Linked DNA regions of Homo sapiens: regions 1 and 2 are each linked to region 3. The links are chromatin loops, found by intact Hi-C in ENCODE. Cell type or tissue: GM12878. All regions are shown on one strand.

The links. Peaks named below come from ENCODE experiments on the same cell type or tissue, not always from the same donor. Only the 100,000 strongest peaks of a DNase experiment are listed, where the experiment ranks them.
Region 1: a loop joins it to region 3, with 4 times the contacts of the local background. A loop is called at or near these places in 6 of 110 quality-filtered maps.
Region 2: it touches region 3 in a loop (5-fold over the local background); 8 of 110 quality-filtered maps call a loop at or near these places.

The regions. Positions count from the first base shown.
Region 1 is chr14:73,244,702-73,252,701 of GRCh38, forward strand. PAPLN (papilin, proteoglycan like sulfated glycoprotein) reads left to right here. Exons shown (of 27, transcript NM_001365906.3): 3 at 1-58; 4 at 935-995; 5 at 1,372-1,474; 6 at 5,283-5,413; 7 at 6,206-6,329; 8 at 6,785-6,865; 9 at 6,963-7,135; 10 at 7,317-7,440; 11 at 7,948-8,000. It overlaps PAPLN-AS1 (PAPLN antisense RNA 1), which reads right to left and starts at 1,300. Exons shown (of 2, transcript NR_135248.1): 1 at 823-1,300; 2 at 1-543. It also overlaps the pseudogene RNU6-419P. RefSeq lists silencers at 1,135-1,404, 3,873-3,952 and enhancers at 2,352-2,421, 2,560-3,061. In GM12878, no CTCF peak of the experiment used is centred here; DNase peaks (open chromatin) are centred at 3,225, 3,560 and 3,980; H3K4me3 peaks cover 2,671 bases; H3K27ac peaks cover 2,345 bases.
Region 2 is chr14:73,227,998-73,235,997 of GRCh38, forward strand. It overlaps a transcript of PAPLN not described here. Among named protein-coding and RNA genes, the nearest start is that of PAPLN, 5.5 kb to the right of the region's middle. RefSeq lists enhancers at 3,912-3,981, 7,782-8,000. In GM12878, a CTCF peak has its summit at 4,056; no DNase peak of the experiment used is centred here.
Region 3 is chr14:73,468,121-73,476,120 of GRCh38, forward strand. No RefSeq gene overlaps it. Among named protein-coding and RNA genes, the nearest start is that of NUMB, 14 kb to the left of the region's middle. In GM12878, a CTCF peak has its summit at 4,170 (motif pointing left); a DNase peak (open chromatin) is centred at 4,155; H3K27ac peaks cover 402 bases.

The DNA of each region.
Region 1 (8,000 bases), 220 kb before region 3:
GCAGCCGGACCTGTGGAGGGGGTGTCAGCTTCCGGGAGCGCCCCTGCTACTCCCAGAGGTAGGAGAGATGAAAATGGGCCAGCTTGTTAAAGCAGGAGCAGGGGATGCTGCCTTCTGGGTGGTGGGCTAGGTGGTCGTGGCCTAGGCTAGCACTGGCCACATCAGCAGAACCCACCAAGGAGCAGATTCATTCTGGAAGCAGCATCAGTTCAGCGCAGGAAATCAAACCATTTCCCAGGGCCTTCCACTCTGAGCTGGAGCACGCGTGCTGCCTGTTGCCCCTGGTCTCCAGCTCCTGATGCTGCACCGGCCTGCAGTATGGCAGGTGCAGTCAATTTTGCTGGAACTGGTAAATAATCTTCAACCGGCAGTTCCCAATTCCTGTGGTTTCTTTACCGAGTACAGATGTTCCCCACTTCAAGCGATTTATTAAATGCTTGCTGTGTGTGCTGCACTCCGGCAGGGTCAGTGGAGAAGGTGGGGCACAGAAGGAGTAGTGAGGTGCCTCTGTCCCGGTTTGTATAGGGGTTGTTCCTGAGAACCCTATGTGAGGAGGAATGAGAGACCAGGAATGATCCTAAGAGCCTTATACTGATGTCCTGCTTAGATCGCAGGATGGCTGTGCCAAGCGGGTGGGTATTATATCTCATGCACCTCGGGTCTTCTCTGGGAATCTGCCTAAGATGCAGTGGAGTGGTCCCGCCTTAAATCCAAACTATAGGGTGGGTAGGGCTCTGAGTCCCGCTTCTCTGGAGTACCAACATGGGTCGCTCACTCCCACCTGGGGGATTTACGGGGTGGGGTCGGGGGACACCCTCTCACCTTGCTGCTCCCACTGGAGAGTCCCGCAGAAGTTGGGGCCTGCAGAGAGCCCCAGAACGGGGGCAGGGACGTTGGGTCTCGGTCAGGTCTTCCCGGTGCTCTGGTCCCGCAGGAGAGATGGAGGCTCCAGCTGCGTGGGCCCCGCCCGGAGCCACCGCTCTTGTCGCACGGAGGTAAAGCTCACGGGGCGCGGGCGAAGGCACCAGCTTCCCCAGCCCCTCCTGGCCGATTTCCCCATTGGGATGCCCGCTCCTGGCCGCGGGCTGCTGGGTTGGCCCAGCCTGGGGTCCTCCCGCCAATCCACAGCAGGGCTGCGTGGGGGCCCCTTCCTCACCCTGCTCCCGGGGACTGGCCTTGCCCTCCACAGCCTAGAGCACCATGGAGGGGCACGCACAGGAGTTCGGGGGTCCGGGGGGCGGACTCCACCTCCGGCGGCTCCGATGGGGCAGGCAAGGGAGACTCCTGGGCTCCCTGGGCTCGGGCGGGGCGGGAGGTGGGCGGACCTCGGACTCCGCCCTCCTGGATCCCGACTTCCCCTCCGCCCCGCAGAGCTGCCCCGACGGCGCCCGGGACTTCCGGGCCGAGCAGTGCGCGGAGTTCGACGGAGCGGAGTTCCAGGGGCGGCGGTATCGGTGGCTGCCCTACTACAGCGGTGAGCGCGGCCGGGACTCGCTCTCTCGGGGCCTCTTGTATACCTACGTTGATGCCACAGTTCCTATTGCCGTATTATAGAGGCGTTGTCATATATATATATATTAGAGACAGTCTCACTGTGTTGCCCAGGCTGGTCTTGAACTCCTGGGCTCAAGGGATCCGCCGGCAGCGACCTCCCAGAGTGCTGGGATTGCAGGCGTGAGCCACTGTACCCGACCAATTTTTTTTTTTTTTTTTTTTTTTTTTTTTGGGTGGGCGCGGGGGCTCGCAATGTACAGGAAATCTTGTAGACCACAGGACCCACCTTTGGGGAGGAGAGGGTCTGCAGAGGTCCCTCGAGAGAGAGCAAGAGGTCTCTCTTTTTCTTTATCTTTTTTTCTTTTCTTTCTCTCTCGTTCTCTCTCGCTTGCTCTTTTTTCTCTCTTCCTTTCCTTTCCTTTTTTTCTTTTCCTTTTTCTTTCTTTCTTTTTTTTTTTTTTTTGAGACAGGATCTTGCCCAGGCTTGAGTGCAGCAGTGTCATGTCAGCTGGGCAGCATGTACCTCCCAAGCTCAATCAATCCTTCCACCTCAGCCTCCCAAATAATTTTTAAAGTAAATATGGAATGCTTCATGAATTTGCATGCCATACCAGCTAAGGGGGCAGGGGCTGTGCTAATCTCTGTATCGTTCCAATTTTAGTATATGTGCTGCCAGAGCCAGCATTTGTCAAATACCCCATCGATCAACCCATAATGAATCAATCACCAGTACCCCTGCTCCCCCCAGCACATGCCCGTGGCAACACCATGGCAGCCATTTTGAGGTCTTTCCATCCTTTCTCCCCTTATGTATGTATATTTTCAAACGAAGCTATGGTGTGTCTATACCATTTTGAGCCCTGTTTTTGCTCAGTCTGCTATGGGAAGCGTTCCTCCCGTCGCACAGAGACGGAGATGGGGAACCCCGGGAGCGGTAGCAATGGTGCCCCACGGTCATCCTGCAGGAGGGGCTGGAAGGGGCTTGGTACACCAAGACTTCATTTATCAAGGATCTGGGGGCCAGAGGAGATGGTCTGTGCACCTCTGAGGAGGGTATAAGTCATTAATTTTTAGAGAAATACAGTTCAGGGAAAAAACACCCAGGTAAGCACCAACATGTATGTCATTAAGCATTTTAGATGAATCAGAAGATTCCTCAAGACAAGTCTTCTGAGTGTTCGTTTTCCCTGCTTGCGGCAAATGACCTCTGGAGACCCTGTGGCACTCTAGATTCCAGATCAAGGAGCACTTATATTCTCTCTGTGTGTGTGTGGTGGGGATCGTGGCTGTGGGCATGGCCCAGTGGGAGTCTCATATCCTGTGTATGTGTGTGTGTGTGTTGTGGGGATCGTGGCTGTGGGCATGGCGCAGTGGGAGTCTCATGTCCTCTGTGCGTGTGTGTGTGTGTTGTGCCGATCGTGGCAGTGGGTGTGGCCCAGTGGGAGTCTCTTATCCTGTGTGTGTGTGCGTGTGTGTGTGTGTGTGTTGTGGGGATCGTGGCTGTGGGCATGGCCCAGTGGGAGTCTCATGTCCTCTGTGCGTGTGTGTGTGTGTTGTGCCGATAGTGGCAGTGGGCGTGGCCCAGTGGGAGTCTCTTATCCCGTGTGTGTGTGTGTGTGTGTGTGTGTGTGTGTGTGTGTGTGTGGTGGCGATCGTGGCTGTGGGCGTGGCCCAGTGGGAGTCTCATATCCTCCGTGTGTGTGTGTGTGTGTGTGTGTGTGTGTGTGTGTGTGTGTGTGTTGTGGGGACCGTGGCTGTGGGCATGGCCCACTGGGAGTCTCATATCCTCTGTGTGTGTGTGTGTGTGTGTGTGTGTGTGTGTGTGTGTGTGTGTTGGGATTGTGGCTGTGGGTGTGGCCCAGTGGGAGTCTCATATCCTCTGTGTGTGTGTGTGTGTGTGTGTGTGTGTGTGCGCGTGTGTGTGTTGTGGGGATCGTGGCTGTGGGCATGGCCCAGTGGGAGTCTCATATCCTCTGTGTGTGTGTGTGTGTGTCTGTGTGTGTTGTGGGGATTGTGGCTGTGGGCATGGCCCAGTGGGAGTCTCATATCCTCTATGTGTGTGTGTGTGTGTGTGTGTGTTGTGGGGATTGTGGCTGTGGGCGTGACCCAGTGGGACTCTAGCTTTCAGAATTCCCCCTGGATCCTGAAGTGGACACATGTCAAAAATAATTTGATTATAGTCACATGATAGAAAAATTGGAACACAGGGGAAAGTCTAAAAAGAGAGTAGAGGGATACCTTCCATGGTATGGAGATGATTATAATCCTGTTTGTACTTTTGGGTTGTTTTAAAATGTGTATATATTTAGATAAATATAAAAATTAAGGTAGGGTACAGTGGCTCATGCCCGTAATCCCAGCACTTTGGGAGGCTGAGGCAGGAGGATCACTTGAGTCCAGGAATTTGAGACAAGCCTGGGCAATGTGTGAAACCCCATCTCTACCAAAAATACGAAGATTAGCCAGGCATACAAAGATTAGCTAGGCATGGTTGCACACCCATGTAGTCCCAGCTATTCGAGAAGCTGAGGTGGGAGGATCACTTGAGCCCAGGAAGTTGAGGCTGCAGTGAGTCAAGATCACACCACTGCACTCCAGCCCGGACGACAGAGTGAGATCTTGTCTCCAAAAGAAGAAAAAAAAATTAAAACCAGGCCAGGTACAGTGGCTCCTGCTTGTAATCCTGGTGCTTTGGAAGGCTGAGGCAGGAGGATCATTTGAGCCCAGGAGTTTGAAACCAGCCTGGGTATCGTAGTGAGACCCTGTCTCTACAAAAAATAAAAAAATTAGCTGGGTATGATGGCATGTGCCTATAGTCCCAACTATTCGAGAGACTGAGGCTGGAGGACCACTTGAGTCTCGGAGGTAGAGGCTGCTGTGAGCTTTGATCGTGCCTCTGCATTCCAGCCTGGGAGACAGAGTGAGATCCCATCTGAAAAACATTAAAACCAGAAAAAAGTTATCCTCATCCTGCCCCTTTCACAAGATCACTGTTAGCATTTCATTTTAGCCCCTTTCACATTATTCTCTCCATATATGCTTACATATTTGTAATTATTGCATAGTAATCACCATTTTGCATTCTGTGTTTTAAGCATCTTCCCACACCATATAGTCTTCACAATCATCATTTGTAACTGCATAGTCAGCATGTGTAATATTCCATTGATAATTTATTTAAAGAGTAGCCTGTTATGGCCATGCACAGTGGTTTACACCTGTAATCCCAGCACTTTGGGAGGCTGAGGCAGGTGGATCACCTGAGGTCAGGAGTTCGAGACCAGCCTGCCCAACATGGTGAAACCCCATCTCTACTAAAAGTACAAAACTTAGCCGGGTGTGGTGGCGCGTGCCTGTAGTCCCGGCTACTAGGGGGGCTGAGGCAGGAGAATTGCTTAAACTAGGGAGGCGGAGGTTGCAGTGAGTCGAGATCGTGCCACTGCACTCCAGCCTGGGCAACAAGAGCGAGACTCCACCTCAAAAAAAAAAAAAAAAAAAAAGTAGCCTGTTGTAACCACCTCAGCTGTGGTAAATAATGCTGAGGTAGACTTCTTTAAGTGTTTCACTTTTTCCTGATTCTGGGATTTTTCTTCGACTTGATCCTTAGAGGTGCAACAGATTCATGGAGACGGTCCCTTCTCCTGGGGATGGGGCGGGGATCTGTGCTCTGCGGGGCCTGCTGCAGGGCTTTCTGACCCATGCTTTCCTGTTGCTAGGGTAAGCCTTGGGTCTTGGGGAGGGGCATCATCAACCTCAGGATCTCAGTCTTGCCTTCCTGCCCACCCCAGCCCCAAACAAGTGTGAACTGAACTGCATTCCCAAGGGGGAGAACTTCTACTACAAGCACAGGGAGGCTGTGGTTGATGGGACGCCCTGCGAGCCTGGCAAGAGGGATGTCTGTGTGGATGGCAGCTGCCGGGTGAGTGGTGCCCCAGCCCCTCCCTGCCTCCGGGCTGCCTGGGGGCTCAGTGCGGGTGTTTCCCTGTCCATCACCCATAGGCCCAGGTAGCTGCCATGAGCTTGGTGTCTTCTCAAGTTACCAGGACACCAAGCCCAGCTCCTAGGGTACCTTGCAGGCATCACAGATGCCCTATGGCCCCTCACCTTCATCCTTGGAGAACGCTAGCCCTACAATAAGAGAAACCCTCTGGGTGGCAGAAATCCGGCTAAAACCGACTTCAGAAAAACAAACAGCAGGGACAGCCGCAGGCGCATGAATGAGGTGCCACTCGGCTTTCCTCTCCTTGGGTCCAGCATCAGGATCTGGCCCATTCTTCCCAGGAGGTGTGGAGGTGGCCGCCAGCTGCTCCGACCTTCTGCTCCCTAGAAAGGGAATTCCCAGGGAAAGGGGGCCTCATTCCCAGGAGTTCTAGCCACCGGGGGTTGTCTCTGATTCGTCTTGGTTTGGGACTTACCCTGAACCACTCCAACCTCCCCAAACCCACATTTGGGGAGCTCCGTTCAAACTCTGCGGGAGAGAGGTGGCCCCTCAAGGAAAACAGGGCATTATTACCAGAAGGGGAGATGGGAGCTGAGCAGACAGAGAAGTGGATTGTCAGCCACAGGCCAGTCCCCTGGCTGGTGGCTGAATCACTCCCGACCACCCTATCCTGCCTGGGCTGCGTGGGTGCTGGGGTTAGGATGCGACGGGGCCCAAGGCCTGATGTGGCCATGATGCCGTCTCCCCTGCCTCCCGCATCTCTGCCCACAGGTTGTCGGCTGTGATCACGAGCTGGACTCGTCCAAGCAGGAGGACAAGTGTCTGCGGTGTGGGGGTGACGGCACGACCTGCTACCCCGTCGCAGGCACCTTTGACGCTAATGACCTCAGCCGAGGTGGGGGTGGTTCCGACAAGGGGCAGTTGCCTGCCCCCTTCCTTGCCTGTCCCTTCCTTGCCTGTCCCTGCTCTGGCCTAGACTCCAGGCCAAGTGGCCCTCATGGCACTGGAAGGCTCTGATCATATCAGGTCACATCTGAAAGGCCCCCTGTGGCCTTTGGTTAGGACTCGTGCCCGCTCGTGCAGTCCCATCTCCTGCTGCCACCGCCTGGATGCCCTCCCCATCCCTTCCCACTCCCAGTGTGCTCCGGGTGCCCTGAGCCTTCCCGCCACCCTGGCTTTTGTACTGCGGCCTCTTCTGCCAGGGTTGCCTTTCCCAGCAGCTCGGCCCTGTCTGGCTCTTGTGTACCCTCCCTGCCCCCATTCTGTGCTGTGTGGCACTTGGAGTCCTGTTTGAGTGGTGCCGGGAGAGGGATAGCCCAGCACACCCAGCACCTGCGTCTCTGCCCCCAGGCTACAACCAGATCCTCATAGTTCCCATGGGTGCCACCAGCATCCTCATCGACGAGGCTGCTGCCAGCAGGAACTTCCTGGGTGAGAGCCTAGGGTTAGGTCCTAGGCAGGTCTGGGGCTGCAGGGGGAGGTGCGGCACTGCTCCCTCTGGCTGACTGAGGCGGTCTCCTCTGCGCAGCTGTGAAGAATGTTCGTGGGGAATACTACCTCAATGGGCACTGGACCATCGAGGCGGCCCGGGCCCTGCCAGCAGCCAGCACCATCCTGCATTACGAGCGGGGTGCTGAGGGGGACCTGGCCCCTGAGCGACTCCATGCCCGGGGCCCCACCTCGGAGCCCCTGGTCATCGAGGTAAATGGGGGTGTGGGGAGAGAGGGCGAGTGGGCAGCTCGTGGTCCCCAAGAGGCTGCCAAGCTCTGTACATGGGGGGTTGAGTGGCTCTGGGCTTGAGGCTGGCAGGGGGCTGTGAGGCTGCGGAGGGTGTGGGAGTGCTCCCCAGCAGCAGACCCCAACAAGGACTCTCCCGTGACAGCTCATCAGCCAGGAGCCCAACCCCGGTGTGCACTATGAGTACCACCTGCCCCTGCGCCGCCCCAGCCCCGGCTTCAGCTGGAGCCACGGCTCATGGAGTGACTGCAGCGCGGAGTGTGGCGGAGGTGCGGGCGTGGATGGCCCAGGGGAGGGCATGGGCCCTGTGTGCTGGATCCCACGGCCACAGGTGGGCAAGTCACAGCCCTCTCCTCAAGGCAGTCCCTCCTGGGGAGATGGACAAGTAGGCGAGAAATCTCTGTGTTATGGGGGTCGCTTTGAGGAAAACCCAGGGATCTGGGGGACTCCATGAAGGACCCCAGCCTAAGCGAATAGAACCAGAGGGGGCTTCCCAGAGTCAGCGGCATCTCATAGGAGACAGACTCCCTCAGGACCGGAGCTGGGCCTGGGGTCAGTGATCAGGTGCCAGAGTAGGGCTCTCTCACAGCAAAAACCCTCAGAGCCTCAGTTTCCTCATCTGCCAATTGGAGATGTGGTGGCACCTGCCTCGGGGGGGTCATCTAAGACTGAATGGGGATGACCTGTGGGGTGAGTGCAGGATGGCGCCTGGCCCAGGGAACGCGCTTGGTGAATGTTGACTGGCGTCTGCCCGCCATGGCTGGGCCTCTGCGCAGGTCACCAGTCCCGCCTGGTGTTCTGCACCATCGACCATGAGGCCTACCCCGAC
Region 2 (8,000 bases), 240 kb before region 3:
CACCAAGACCCCGCCTGGAGCCCCGCTGCTCTGCCAGTCAACTGATGGGCTCCTTTACCCTCTCTCTTCCTGGCAGTGCTCCATAGCGGTGGGAAAGAGGGTGAGGCCTTGCCACTCCGCGGAGGGCCCCCTGGCCCACCCCAATGCTGAAGACAAATCTGACCCCATCTTCCCACTGGGAACTTGGCCAACCCAGATGTTCCCGCAGCCCCTCCCTCCGCTCCTCGCTCCCTGGATGGGGCCCACCTCCAGCGCATTTTTCTCACTCCAAGCTCCTTCCTTGCCAGATGGCTCTGCTGGAGGATTCTGCCCCGGGCTGGGAGGGGCTGGGGACCTGATTCTCTCATTTCCCTGTGGTTTGGCGAGTCTTCCCTCGCCCCTGTCGTTTTCAGAGCGAGCCCCGCCCTTGTCTGCAGACTCTGGCTGCCTGGACAGGCAAAGGGAAATGGATGGGTCACCCTGATGCCTCCGAGCCCGGTGACAGGAGCTAAGGATGGCAAATACAGACCGAGGGGCCACCTTGCCACTGCCTGACCCTCCAGGGAGCTTGGGCGCCGTCCCATTTCTTAAACTCCTGGCAGTTGCCCAATAAATGGTGAGTCAGTGAAGGACTGTAGGGGTGGCTGCGGGGTCTGCGGGAGGGGATTTCCATGCAGAATGATGTCAATAGGTCATGTGCATGGGAATTGTTGTGAGTAAGAACAAACATTAACCAGCTTTTGCCCCTGTTTACAAGGCTGTGCTGGAGAGTGTGGAGCCGAAGTCAACCAGCCTTATCCCTTCAGGAGACCTGAATTTATAAATGGTGGTCAGGATGAATACAAACAGGATTCCTCCCCCAGTTCACGTTTGTGACATCTGGAGAGATGTATGGGTTTGTCCTGGGTCATTGTCACCACATTGGATGCAGGGGGAATAAAGGATAGGGCGGTTGTTAATACATACCCCACATTTAACCAAGAAAAGCCACAGAGGAAGGTACTGCTTCATAAAACCAATGTCCCTTGAGCATGTCCCTTAATATGCCACAGACACTATGCCAAGCCCATCACAGGCATTGTCTCCTGTCCTCACCCCACCCTATGGGTAGGGCCTGTTAGCCCCATTTTACAGAGGAGGAGGAGCGCTCCCAGAGTCACTGCCCGCAGGTAAGTGGGAGAGGCTGTGCCTCCAGCACTGTCAAGGACGGGGGCACTGGACCCCATTTCTGATGAACCGAATCTTCGTCTGAGTGGGCCTTGGTAGCGCAGTCTCACAACCTTTCTCAACTTTCTCACTAAAGCTGCTCAAGCAACAGAGGACAGAGACACTGAGGGATGTGGACACAGTCCAAGGTGGCAGCCTTAGGTGGAGAGTTCTCTGGAGTTTTACCAAAACCAAAAGTTTTATTTCATAATATATGCTTTTTGTTGTCTTACTGGGTAAAATACAACATAAAATATACCATCCTAACCATTTTTGAGTGTGCATTTGGTGACATTAAGTTCCTTCACAGTGATGTGTAGCTATCACACGCCCATCTCCAGAGCTCCTTCCTCACCACAAAACAGCTCCCCGCCCCAGCCTCCAGCACCCCCATTCCAGCTCTGTCTCTGTGAATTTGACTACTCCAGGAACCTCACAAGGAGTGGAACGACCCACTATTCATTCTTCTGTGACTGGCTTATTTCACTTAGCGTGAAGTCCTTGAGGTTCATGCATGTTGTTGTAGACGTGTTTTAATGTTAAAAAAAAAAAAAAAACGGCTGGGCATGGTGGCTCACGCCTGTAATCCCAGCACTTTGGGAGGCCAAGGCGGGCAGATCACCTGAGGTCAGGAGTTCAAGACCAGCCTGGCCAACATGGCGAAACCCCATATCTACTAAAAGTACAAAAATTAGCTGGGCATGGTGGCAGGCACCTGTAATCCCAGCTACTCAGGAGGCTGAGGCAGGAGAATTGCTTGAACCCGGGAGGCGGAGGTTGCAGTGAGCCGAGATCGTGCCACCGCACTCCAGCCTGGGTGACAAGAGTGAGACTCCATCTCAAAAAAAAAAAAAAAAAACCATCACCAAAAATATATGACACCACCATACACACTCCTAAAGTTGATGTTCCCAGAAGCTGTGCCTTATTTATTCAGTCTTCCTGTGATGCTAAGGTCACAAGCTCTGGTGCGAGAGACACTGACCAGCCAGGCCTCAGCTCCCAACTCTGGCCGAGCAGGACAGCCCGTCACAGTCTGCCTTTCAGTGCCAATGCTGCCTGGAGGCCTGCGCTGGAGGCCCCAGTCGACACGGGTGTGTGCCACTCCCCTTCAGAGAGGATGCCACCTCCAGCTTTCTGCTGCCTCACTTTGTTCTCAGAGTTTGGGGTGGTGGATTCCTGGGAATTTTCAATTTTAGTATTTATTTTTTATTTACATCAATCTATTGTCTTTTAAAAATGAGAAAACTGCCATGCAGGAAGGTTGGCTTGCCTGAGATATTACAGCCAGGAGTGGTAGACCCAAGACTGCCCAGGCTTTGTGCCTCCCTACTTCCTGCCCCCAAGCTTGGACCACATTCATGGCACCACCAGGAGGTGATTCCAGTAGGCCACCCCGCCCACCACATCACACAAATGCTGCTCATCTGAATCCCATCTGCTCTGCGTTATATTGCGTTTAATGGGCAAAATTTACAAAGCTCTGAAAACTGAAAGGTTTCTTATCAATGTGTCCGTAATACCTGACTGAACTTTATGCCCTTTAGGAGGACATTTGTGTGTTTTGCCGCAGAGCTATGAGTGTGTATGTGCGGCGGTTTTGCTCGTTGATTTGTTTTGATTAAAAAGGGCTTCTGGCCGGGCGCGGTGGCTCACGCCTGTAATCCCAGCACTTTGGGAGGCTAAGGCAGGCGGATCACAAGATCAGGAGATCGAGACCATCCTGGCTAACATGGTGAAATCCCGTCTCTACTAGAAATACAAAATAATTAGCCAGGCGTGGTGGCATGCGCCTGCAGTCCCAGCTACTCGGGAGGCTGAGGCAGGAGAATCGCTTGAACCCAGGAGGTGGAGCTTGCAGTGAGCCGAGATCGCACCATTGCACTCCAGACTGGGCAACAGAGCAAAACTCCGTCTCAAAAAAATAAACATAAAAAGAGGGCTTCTGGCCAGGCACGGTGGCTCATGCCTATAATCCCAGCACTTTGGGAGGCCAAGGTGGGCAGATCACCTGAGGTCAGGAGTTGGAGACCAATCTGGCCAACATGGTGAAACCCCATCTCTACTAAAAATACAAAAATTAGCTGAGTGTGGTGGTGTGTGCTTGTAATCCCAGCTACTGGGGAGGCTGAGGCAAGAGAATCGCTTGAACCTAGGACGCGGAGGTTGCAGTGAGCCGAGATGGTGAAAAGAGGGCTTCCAGCCTGCTGGGAGTATTATATAATATGCAGTTTAGTCACTTCTAAAGCCTGGAAAATTCTCAATTCTGAAACACGTTTGGCCTCAAGAGTTTCTGATAAGGGATTGGGACCTAGATATATAGAATTAACAGTGATATGAAAGCTGTAAAAATAAAGAGCTTAGACCCCGTTTTGTGTCTGTACATCTTTCCGTGGCATTATACTATAAAGTAGGGGTCCAGGATAACAGGTCCCCACAGAAATGAGAGCTAGAGAAGCACTGCAGCAAAAAAAAAGAAAAGAAAAGAAAAGAAAAATTATTTCCTCTCCCTTCAGCTTCGGGGAAGTCTTGTTTTAGGATTGCGAGGCACTGGCCCACTGACTTCTGGGTTGTGTTTCCAGGTCTTTGGCCCGAGACACAGGCTGTCTCTCAATGTCTGGGCTGAGAACCATTCAGGTACAGAGGCTGAAGCCACAGGGTAGATGAGAAGTGTCCCAGGAGCATGGTGGAGGGTGAGACCAAGACAAAAGGATCTAAACAGCCTTGACTGCTGGCCTCTGGGGCTACCAATCCAGGGCCCCTGTCCGTGACAGCCCCCCAGGGACAGCACCAGGGACCTCAGAGCCTGGCTCACTGGATTCATCACAAGAGAACAGGGACTTGCTGCCTTCTGCAACCATCCGAGGGGCCACCAGGCGGCCACAGGACACCAGGCTTGCCTGGGAGTCTGGGGTGCCCACCTGGAGCTTCAAGGCCCAGAGACATGCTCCGGGCCTGTGCTCTTGAGCTGGTTCCACACCTTACACCGACCTTTGTGGGGTCTGGGCCAGGAGCTGCTCTCCCCTTTGGGAAGTGAGGGTGGGTTCCTCACAGCAGCTCCCTTAATGTCTCAACCAGCTTCTCCAAAGGAGGCCGTGGTTGGGGTCGCTGTGGTAGGAGTTTGTGTTCCCCTGTGGGCAGAGGGGATGAGATCTCTGCCGGCTGGAGCTGCTGGCTGGGAGCTAGTCAGAAACAGCATTGGAAAGCCCCTTCCTTTCCCACTGTCTCTGCTCTCCTTCCCCAGGCATTGTCCTGCCTCCACACAGCCTCTCCCGCATCCCGGTGCCCTTTCCGGGATCCGAGTCAGCGTGGGCCTGGTGTCACTGAGGGGACATCCCAGGAATTCCTGTTCTTTCCCTCTGGATGGCCTTCTTGTCTGCAGGAAGGGTGGGAGGAGCTATTATATATTTCTGTCTCAGCTTTAAGGGTAAAACTCCCCTCCAAAGGCCAGGTGGCTTATCTCCTGACAGCCACTTGTCAGACACACTGAGCCCTGAATTCCCACTCCAGTGGTCTGGCATGGTGCTTCAAAGAGCTGACTTGGATATGGCAACGCAATGGGGGAAGGAAGGTTGAGGTGGCGTCTGGAAGCACAGCACGGAGTGGAGTTTTGACCCTCGCCTTCCCGCCGTTCCCAGCGTTTGAATGACTGTATTAAGGGAAATGAATATATGTATTGGGGGGTGGGGAGACGTTAGAGAAATAAATGCAGCAGCCTCTGATGTGGAGTATCTTTTTTCCTTTTGGATTCCTAGTGGGCTGTGGCATCGGTTCTATGACTTTTATCGTAAAAATGTTTGAATACTCTGATTGTAAAACTCAGCTTAGTCTAAACTGACACACACAGCACTAGAATGCAAGTCCCCACTAGAGTGTAAACTCCCCGAGCAGACCTAGTGAGCTGGAGCCCACGCCTGGGAGAGCTGACTGCATCTCTTCCCAACTCCACGTCTGGTGACGTCACCTTGGTAGCTTGAAAACAGCCATGGTGGGAGCATCTACACCAAACGCCATGGGAAAGAATCCACCTGCACAGCAGTGCTGCCTCCTGCAGCAAGCTGAAGCTTAAACAGTTATCACCACTGGGCCGGTCTCTCCCAGCTTCTAGCGCAGCGTAGGCACTCAGATATTTGGATGAACAACCTCCAAATGAAGGAAGAGGGAAGCAGCATCCTCTAAATTCAGTTCAATGGGAGTTCAACAAATACCCTGTCCTGGTGGACATGTGTTTTCTGGGGCAGCTGCCATCTGAACTTCCACCTGGGGACCCTGCCAATTCTTGTTTCTCAGGTCCTGGCCATCAGGGTACAGGCATGTTCCTGTGGGGAGTGAGTCTACAAGGACGCTTCAGGGTTTTTCTAGGCATGTGTCAGCATTGCCTAAAATTGGTGGTGACACGAGTTCAGCGTCCAGCGGAAGAGCAGCATAGATCCTAACTGGAACTGCTCCTGGACTACAACTAGGACATTGTCGGGGGTCCAGCCCAAGCATGTGCCTGATTTTCAGCCCTCCTGTCAATCTGCGATCTCCCATTGCCTCTCTTCTAAGCAACTCTCCTGTTTAAGCTGACTCAGTCCTTTTCTGTGATGTGCAACCAAGAACCGCAAGGGTTGGTTCAGGCCCTCTGAGAGCAGAGGCTGAGACGGGACTAGATGTGCGAGAGATCTACAGGGGAGCGCCTGTGAAGATGAATTGCGGGGAGGAGGAGGTGCAGGGGGAGTCTTCAGAACCTGGTGTGGGGCTGAGTGCAGCCACTGGAAGCTGGTCACCAGTTACACTTCTCAAAGCCCCTCTCTTGAGGCAAACCTTCAGGGCCACCATGAACCTCTGGTCCAGGGTATAACATGAAAATGGATCTCTGCCCTTGCAATGTTCACAATTATGAGAGAGAAAGAGAAACAACTACATCACTGCAGTAGTTTGAAAGTGCTAGGGCAAAGCCCGGCACCGATGGGAGTGCAGAGCCAGATGTACAGGAAGGCTTCCTGGAGGAGGTGAATCCTGGGAGCCCCGAGGCTCTTGGCATTTTGCCCTCTCTCTTCTCTCCAGCCTTCCATCCCAACCCAACCACACAAAGAGATCTGGCCACTTCTTTCTTAGCCTCATCCTTAGATCTGCAATCTGTGGAGATATGAAAATGTAGAGAATTGAGGATACACATGGCGGGAGCACAGGACAGAAATTTAACAAAAATTTTTTTAGAGACAGGGTCTTGCTCTGCTGCCCGGGCTGGAGTGCAGTGGTGCAATCATAGCTCGCTGCAGCCTCGACATCCCAGGCTCAATTGATCCTCCTGCCTCAGCCTTCCAAGTAGCTTGGCCAGTGGTACCCGACCTTTTTGGCACCAGGGACCAGTTTTATGGAAGAGAATTTTTTCAGGTCTGGGAGCGGGGTGGGATGGTTTCGGGAAGAAACTGTTCCAGTCTAAAGCCTGATCCTGTTCAGATCATCAGGCATCAGAGTCTCCTAAGGAATGCACACCCTAGGTCCCTTGCATGAGTAGTTCACAACAGGGTTCATGCTCCCGTGGGAATCTAATGCTGCCACTGACCTGACAGGTGGCGGGGCTCAGGCAGTAATGCTTGCTCACCTCCTGCTGTGTGCCCGTTCCTAACAGGCCATGGACAGGTACCGGTCCGTGGCCTGGGGATTGAGGACCCCTATCTTGGACTGCAGGCAACTGCCACCATACCTGGCTAATTAAAAAAAAAATTGTAGAGATGGAGGGTCTCACTGTGTTGCCCTGGCTAGTTTTGAACTCCTAGACTTAAGCAATCCTCCCTCCTCAGCCTCTCAAAGTATTGGGACTCCAGGCATGAGCCACTGCGCCCAGATCAGAACTAACTTTTATTCTGCATCTAGTAGGAATTTTATGGAAACCAGTTACTTCCCTACTCTACCACCTGCTGTATGAGTCTCAAGTGAGCAAGTTGTGGCTTAAGGAGGTGACCCGACCTGCCCAAGTACACACACAGTGAGAAGCAGAGCAGCCTTCCAGTCCAGGTCTGCCTCCGCCCCAGGCTACCCCAAACCCCCAATGCGAGGGCGTCTCAGGTGCAGACACTGAGTGGCATAGAGCCAGCACAGAGGGGACTTGACAATAGGAAGGAAGGTCTTACACTTTTTCCTGGAATCTTCTTTCTAAACCACCCTATTTTAATGCATCAGTTCTGTTCACATCTCTGTGAGGTAAGCAGAGGAGAAATGAGGCTTAAAGAGAATATTCCTGCCCAAGCCAGTAATTGCTAGGGCCTGGCTGGTGGGTCTAAGACAGTCCCTTACCACTGAGTGTGGGTTCTGCCTCCCAACCTCAGAGTCCTCTTTGCAGCTGGCGTGAGGCATAAGAAATCACAGCCCTGGGTGTCTGAGAAGAAAGGATCATAGGAAAAGCAGGGACACAGCAGGAAAGTGAGCTCCTTGGGCCTCAGCTTCCCCCACCCTGCAGCGGGAGAAGCATTTTCCTCCCACTTAACAGAGGACCTTTGACCAAGCTCAGAAAAGTCCCAGCTGGTGGGGGCAGGGAGTGGGGCTTGTTGAATGGAAGAAGCGCTTTTCCTCTTTAGAGAGGCTGCATGATTCCACTCCCCTTTCTCTGCCAAGCTTTATCTTTGCTTAAGAATTCACACAACTCCCCAGGGGCCCCGCTACAGCTGCTGCTCCTCCTGTCTTCATTGATAGGTAAGAAATGCACCTGATTTAAACTGATTTAAACTGGCCATGTTCTAATAAGCATTTTGTCCAAACAGGCAGCTGCTGGAGCCAGGGGGCTGAAGTGGGGCTGAGCTTCCCGCTGGTGACTTCTCTTTGCCCAAATG
Region 3 (8,000 bases):
TCTCCAATTTGTGGGGAGGACCGGGGTGAAAGATGAATGTCAGAGATGTGGCTTCATCAGCTGCCTATGGGATGGGCACATGTTTAGGAGATACTTTGAAATCTCTAGATGAAAGGAAATGCCAGAAAAAGCTATCATTACTTTGAGGGCTGATCATAGAGCAGCCGGAGCATCTTTGAGCTCCTATATTGGAATCAGAGTCTACAGTATTTTCATCTTGGGCGGACCAATTCCTGAAGACCAGTTTTTTAATAGCATCAATTGAGAACAGGGTCAATTGTGAGGTCCCTTAGGAATACAACCAGAAATCTCATCACTGGAGTATAGAAATTTCCAACCAGGCTCCAGCCAGTTATCTATGCAGACTGATTCTAGCCAGGCCTAACTTGCCTAGGGTGATGATCTACAGGCTATGACCTGATGACACTTCTCCCTTTCTCTCCTCTCTTTCTCTCTTTCACGTGTGCATAAGGCAACTTAGAAACATTAATTCACCAAAGAATACTTGGAGATTCCCAAATGATCACCCCAATTGTGGCTCTTCATCTCCAAACACTTAGCCTTTTTTTTTTTTTTTAAAGGAATGTGATGTGCTTAAACCAGATCTTTTTTCTTTCTATTTGGCAGGTACATAGGCACATGACCCTAGTATTTTCCTTCTCTATTTATTCCCTTCTATACTTTACCACAAATACTTCCACTTGACTCCCTCTTCTGGTCTCTGTTCTATGAACCATCTAGATTATCATTCCAAATGAATACATTTGTGTTTGAGCCCTTAAATGCAAGAATATTTCCCTTCCTGGTCTCTCCAAAGCTAACAGGCTAACTAGACTCAGAACAGGACTTTAATCTAAGCTGGCAATAAGTGCTTACCTGTCCTGAATGACCTAAGCTGCAATCATCCTGGGTCACAATCATCAGAGGAACAGATATTATTTTTCTCCTATTGCACGAAGTGGACAAAGGTTGTCTAGATGGTGCAGAATGGATCTCGATAAAGCCAGAGCTCCTTGTGAAATAAGAAAAATCTCAAGAATGGGCATGTGACTGCTAAGCAAGCTCTGTGGGAGAGCTCAACCTATAATATTACAAGTGGCATGCGTAAGATCAACATGAACTCATCTCTCAAATCCCCAAATCTTAGGTTTCAATGTCTCTTACAAAGTTCCAGGAGAGTTAAGCTTAGGACCAATATAAAGGAAGACTACTCCAAACTGTAGGTAGTAAATGCATGGCACTCATTACCCAGGGAGGGAATACAATCAGAATACAGAAAAAAAATCAGGGCAACATTTATGAATTGCAGAGCCATATATGAGTAAAACTGGATGGATCTTGAACTACTCATTTTCAACCCTAGTCCTATGTGAAAGTCTCATGTCTCTCTCCTAGGTCCTAGTATTCCAACTCAGTAGGTTGGAGTGGGGTCTGTATATAGTTGCAAAGCTCCCCCAGGTGATTCTGATTTATAACCAGGTTTGAGGACCACTACTTGAATAACTTGAATAACCTTTAACCTGCTGGATAGGTCTGACCCAGCCTGGTCATCCTTACGGTCCTAATTGTCAAACTGCTTGGTTGATGAATGACAACTCAAACAGATACAGCTGTATACCTGCAACATAAGAACAAACTCCAGAGCAGTCATTAGACCCTGAATCTACAGATCAAATCAAGCAGTATAATAATGCTCTGGTCCCTGGCTCATTTAGAGTCTTCTCCAAGATCTCTAAGTCTTTCCCACCTTAGGGATGAATCAGCGGAGGCACTTAAAACAAGGTACTACTTTTGGAAGGAAATATTCAGATTTGCTTATAAGAATAAGATGCAGACTTCTTTTTTCTTTTCTTCTCTTTTTTTTTTTTTTTTGAGATGGAATCTCTCTTTGTTCCCCAGGCTGGAGTGCAATGGCATGATCTCGGCTCACTGCAGTCTCCACCTCCTGGGTTCAAGCGATTTTCCTGCCTCAGCCTCCTGAGTAGCTGAGATTACAGGCAGGCACCACCACGCCCAGCTAATTTTTGTACTTTTAGCAGAAATGGGGTTTCCCCATATTGACCAGGCTGGTCTCGAACTCCTGACCTCAAGTGATCCACCCACCTCAGGCTCCCATATTGCTGGGATTATAGGCATGAGCCGCCGCGCCTAGGCAGATGCAGGCTTCTTTACATATTTCTGTCACGGCTCTTTTTGCACAATGTTTAACACAGTACTAGGAATTCGTTTATTCAGTAAACATTTATTGATTAAAAATTAGTTACATACCCAATGCCAATAGTTTGTTGCTGAGGATATAAATAATTAAATAAGGCAGTGATAAAACAGACCAGATGTGATCTCTAGCTTCTTAGTTACCTAATAAGCTCTCAAAAATATTCTTTTATCATAGTGGCTGGATACAGTGTAAAACTCTACCTAAGGGTCATCCTACCCTCTTAGGAACACAACATTTAAGTTCTTTCGAAGACCGAGCTACCCTGGGGCCAAGAACAACTATAAAAAAAGTGCCTACCTTTTCTTCTCAAATGTACCTACAAGTGAAGGTTAAAAATGAACTTCTGGCTGGGCACGTTGGCTCACGCCAGTAATCCCAGCACTTTGGGAGGCCAAGGCAGGCAGATCCTGAGGTCAGGAGTTCAAGACCGGCCTGAGCAACATGGAGGAAACCCCCGTCTCTACTAAAAATACAAAATTAGCCGGGCGTGCTGGTGCATGCCTGTAATCCTAGCTACTCAGGAGGCTGAGGCAGGAGAATCGCTTGAACCCAGGAGGCAGAGGTTGCAGTGAGCCAAGATTGCGCCATTGCACTCCAGCCTGGGCAACAAGATCGAAACTCTGTCTCAAGAAAAAAAAAAAAAGAACATCTGGAGAATGAGAACTATGCTATATTCATCTTTGAATTTCCAGTACCAGGTACAGTACCTTGCACATAGTAAGTGTTCAGTGTTTTAAATTTTTTTTTTTTTTTTTTGGAGACAGAGTCCCACTCTGTCACAGGCTGGAGTGCAGTGGCGCGATCTCAGCTCACTGCAACTTCTGCCTCCCAGGTTCAAGCAATTCTCTTGCCTCAGCCTCCCGAGTAGCTGGGGCTACAGGCATCTGCCACCACACCCGGCTAATTTTTTGTATTTTAGTAGAGATGGGGTTTCACCATGTTGCCCAGGCTGGTCTCAAACTTCTGATCTCAGGCAATCCACCTGCCTCGGCCTCCCAAAGTGCTAGGATTACAGGCGTGAGCCACCGCGCCTGGCCCAGTGTTTTTAAATTTTAATTAATTAATTAATTTTGAGACAGGGTCTGGCTCTGTCACCCACGCTGGAGTGCAGTGGCCCCATCTCGGCTCACTGTAACCTCTGCCTCCTGAGCTCAAGTGATCCTCCCACCTCAGCCTCTGAGTAGCTGGGACTGCAGGCATGTGCCATCATGCCTGGCTAATTTTTGTATTTTTTTTTTTTTTTGGTAGAGATGGAGTCTCACTATGTTGCCTAGGCTGGTCTTGATCCTCCCACCTCGGCCTCCCAAAGTGAAGTAATTGCAGGCATGAGCCACCGCACCCAGCCTGTTCAGTGTTTTTGAATGAGTGAATGAATGAATGAAGCTGGAATCCCAGTTCTGCCACTAACTGTGTATCTTTGTACAAGTCACAGATTATTTGTAACCCTTTTTTCATGACTGGGATAACAACTACCTTGCTTATTTGTTGTTATGTGACTGGAGGTCATGTGTTCTAAGAATCACTGGCAGCTGGGCATGGTGGCCTGTAATCCCAACATTTTGGGAGGCTGAGATGGGAGGATCACTTGAGCCCACAAGTTTGAGACCAGCCTGGGAAACAGAGGGAGACCTCATCTCCACAAAAAAATTAAAAACTAGCTGGGTGCGGTGAGCGCGTGCCTATAGTCCCAGCTACTGGGAAGGCTGAGGAAAGAGGATCATTTTTGAGCCCAGGAAGTCAAGCCTACAGTGAGCCATGATTGCACCACTGCACTCCAACCTGGGCGACAGAGTGAGACCCTGTCTCAAAAAAAAAAGAAAGAAAATTGGCACTCTGCCTGGCATTCAGCAGGTGCTCAACAAATGGTTGTGGTGATGCTGTATGGTTGTTACTCTGAGAACGGAGAAGCAGAAGCTTCCAAGAACCAACTTGTATGGTCAAAGTGACATCTAGTGGTAAAATTTTAGAACACACACCAAAAGCACAGTCAATTGCTGGTTTGAAATTTAAATTGAGGAATGACTAGGAACTAACAGGGCACCTGATTTACATAAGTACAGTAACATTATTTAATTCTCACCAGTGATTTTTTTTTTTTTTTGAAACGGAGTCTCACTCTATCGTCCAGGCTGGAGTACAGTGGCGCGATCTTGGCTCACTGCAACCTCCGCCTCCCAGGTTCAAGCAATTCTCCTGCCTCAGCCTCCCATGTAGCTGGGACTACAGATGCTGGCCACCACGCACGGCTAATTTTTGTATTTTTAGTAGAGATGGGGGTTTCACCATGTTGATCAGGCTGGTCTCGAACTCCCGACCTTAGGTGATCCTCCTGCCTCAGCCTCCCAAAGTTCTAGGATTACAGGCGTGAGCGACCGCACCTGGCTTCACGAGTGATTTTCAATCCTGGATGCAGATTAGAATGACGTGTGAAGCTTTAAAAATCTACTGGTGTCTGGATCTCACCCTTGGAGACACCAATTTAACTTGCAGGAGGTGTGACTCAGGCTGTCACATTTTTAAACTGCGATTTTAACATGCAGCCTGGTTGGGAACCACATGCAAGAGACCCATGAGATAGTCTTCTTCTCGTTTTACAAATGATGAAAGTAAAAGTCAGAAGGATAAAGTAATTTTCACAAAGTCACACATTTATTATTAGCAGTAGGTTATTTGAACTTGCATCTACCATTTTCCCACAATACCACGTTGCTTTGCAGAGGCTTTTGGAAGTCTGATGTGCTCCACTTAGCTTCTGTCTAGGGGAGTCTCAAACTCAGAAGCGTTAGGAAATTGCATGGTGCTGTGAGCTGAAGCCCTCCAAACAACAGTTTGGTGTTGATGGGATAGTGTGGTCTAATGAAGGCACTAACTGCCTGATCCTCTCTCTGGATTCTTTTTTTTTAAGACAAGGTCTTGCTTTGTTGCCTAGGCTGGAATGCCGTGGCATGATCACAGCTCACTACAGCCTTGAACTCCTGGGCTCAGCTGGGACCAGAGGTGCATGCCACCATGCCCAGCTATCTTTGTATTTTTTGTAGAGATGGGGTTTTGCCATGTTGCTCAGGCTGGTATTTTTATGTTTTGTAGAGACGGGGGTCTCCCTATGTTGCTATGAACATTCATGTCAATTTCAATTTTTTAAAAATTATTTCAAAAGAAACTCATTGTAATTGTTTGTGTTAAAAAATGATAACTTGCCCAGGTGCAGTGGCTCATGCCTGTAATCTCAGCACTTTGGGAGGCCAAGGCGAGTGGATCACTTGAGGTCAGGAGTTTGAGACCAGCCTGACCAACATGGCAAAACCCCGTCTACACTAAAAATACAAAAATTAGCTGGGCATGGTGGTGGGTACCTGTAATCCCAGCTACTCAGGAGGCTAAGGCAGGAGAATGGCTTGAACCTGGGAGGTGGAGGTTGCAGTGAGCCAAGACTGTGCCACTGTACTCCAGCCTGGGCGACACAAGACTCTGTCTCAAAAACAAACAAACAAAAACCTTAAGCATACACATTAAAAATCTACCAAAACTTTTTAAAATTGAGTTTTGGCACTTCATTTTTAAAAATATAACTGGGGTCTCAAAAAGGAGTAACGAGGCCGGGCGCGATGGCTCACGCCTATAATCCCAGCACCATGGGAGGCCGAGGCCGGCAGATCATGAGGTCAGGAGATTGACACCATCCTGGCTAACACGTTGAAACCCCGTCTCTACTACAAAAATACAAAAAATTAGCCGAGCTTGGTGGCGGGCCCCTGTAGTCCCAGCTACTCGGGAGGCTGAGGCAGGAGAATGGCGTGAACCCGGGAGGCGGAGTTTGCAGTGAGCCGAGATCGTGCCACTGCACTCCAGCCTGGGCAACAAAGACTCCGTCTCAAAAAAAAAAAAAAAAAAAAAAAAGAGTAACCAGCTTGCTCTTGACCTCTGAAAGGCTCTGTTGCTGCCTCCAACAAGAAAAGCCCATTTTATCCAATTAGACAACAAATCCCCAAAGTCAGAAAAACCACGTGATATTTGCTGGCATATCCATGATGACTACTAATTATGTATTTGGTAAATGTTTGCTGACAATATAGCCCATCAAGAAATGATGGGAGGCCGGGCGAGGTGGCTCACGCCTGTAATCCCAGCACTTTGGGAGGCCGAGGCGGGCGGATCACGAGGTCAGGAGATCGAGACCATCCTGGCTAACACAGTGAAACCCCGTCTCTGCTAAAAACACAAAAAAATTAGCTGAGCGCGGTGGCAGGCGCCTGTAGTCCCAGCTATTCGGGAGGCTCAGGCAGGAGAATGGCGTGAACCCGGGAGGCGGAGCTTGCAGTGAGCCGACATCGCGCCACTGCACTCCAGCCTGGGCGACAGAGCCAGACTCCGGCTCAAAAAAAAAAAAAAAAAAAAAAGATGGGAAGGCTGGGTGCGGGTGGCTCATGCCTGTAATCCCAGCACTTTGGGAGGCTGAGGCAGGTGGATCACTTGAGGCCAGGAGTTTGAGACCAGCTTGGCTAACATGGTGAAACCCTGTCTTTACTAAAAAAATATTAATATTAGCCGGGTGTGGTGGCTCACACAGGTAATCCCAGCTACTCAGGAGGCTGAGGCGCGAGAATCACTTGAAAACCAGAGGTGGAGGTTGTAGTGAGCCAAGGTCATAACACTGCACTCCAGTCTGGATGAAAGAGCGAGAAACTCTGTCCCTTAAAAAAAAAGAAAACAAAGAAATGATGGGACAGGGTGAGGGTAGGGGAGAGGAAATTCTAACACAGGTGATTTCCTTCTGACCCACAACCCCCACTTTGCTGTTGGTCTGGCTGACGTGGTTCACAAGGGGGATGGTAACTTAGATGGAACGTGTAAACCAATGGAAACATGAACCTTGATTGAAAAATGAAAAATTTCTCTAGATCCTGACTAAGGCAAGGTCAGCATGTTTCTCCCACATGCTGGTCCAAACAGAAGCTTTCTTTTACGGCAGGATAGGGATCAGTCCCTTGTCTAATCAACCAGTGGAGTTAATGAGTATGGCAGAAGGAAGGGAGAGGAAAGATGACAAAAGGAGCAATGAAAAGGAAACACCTGACACATTTATCTTTGTGAGAAGTGAGAATCACCTGTAAATGCCTCAGCCAGGAAGGACAGGTAGGGCCCTTTATAAAAGGATTTGTGGAACTTCTGGAGTATTTTGTCATTATAACATTTTGTTAATAGATTAACAAGGCTGGGCGCAGTAGCTCACACCTATAATCCTAGCACTTTGGGAGGCCAAGGCAGGCGGATTCACTTGAGGTCAGGAGTTCGAAACCAGCTTGGCCATCATGGTGAAACCCCGTCTCTACTAAAATTACAAAAAATTAGCTGGGCATGTGGTATGCGCCTGTAATCCCAGCTACTCAGGAGGCTGGGGCGGAGAATCTCTTGAACCTGAGAGGCGGAGGTTGCAGTGAGCCGAGATCATGCCACCCCGACTCCAGCCTGGACAACAGAGCGAGACTCCATCTCAAAAAAAAAAAAAAAAAAAAGATTAACAAAAACATGGCTGGGCACAGTGGCTCAAGCCTGTAATCCCAGCACTTTAGGAGGGCAGATCATTTGAGCCCAGGAGTTTGGGACTGGCCTAGGCAGCATAGCGAGACCCCATCTCTACAAAAAATATAAAAATTAGCCAGGCGTTGTGGTGCATGCCTGTGGTCCCAGCTACTGAGGAGGCTGAGGTGGGAGAGTCACTTGAGCCCAGAAGGTTGAGGTTGCAGTGAGCCAAGATCTTACCACCACACTTCAGCATGGGCAA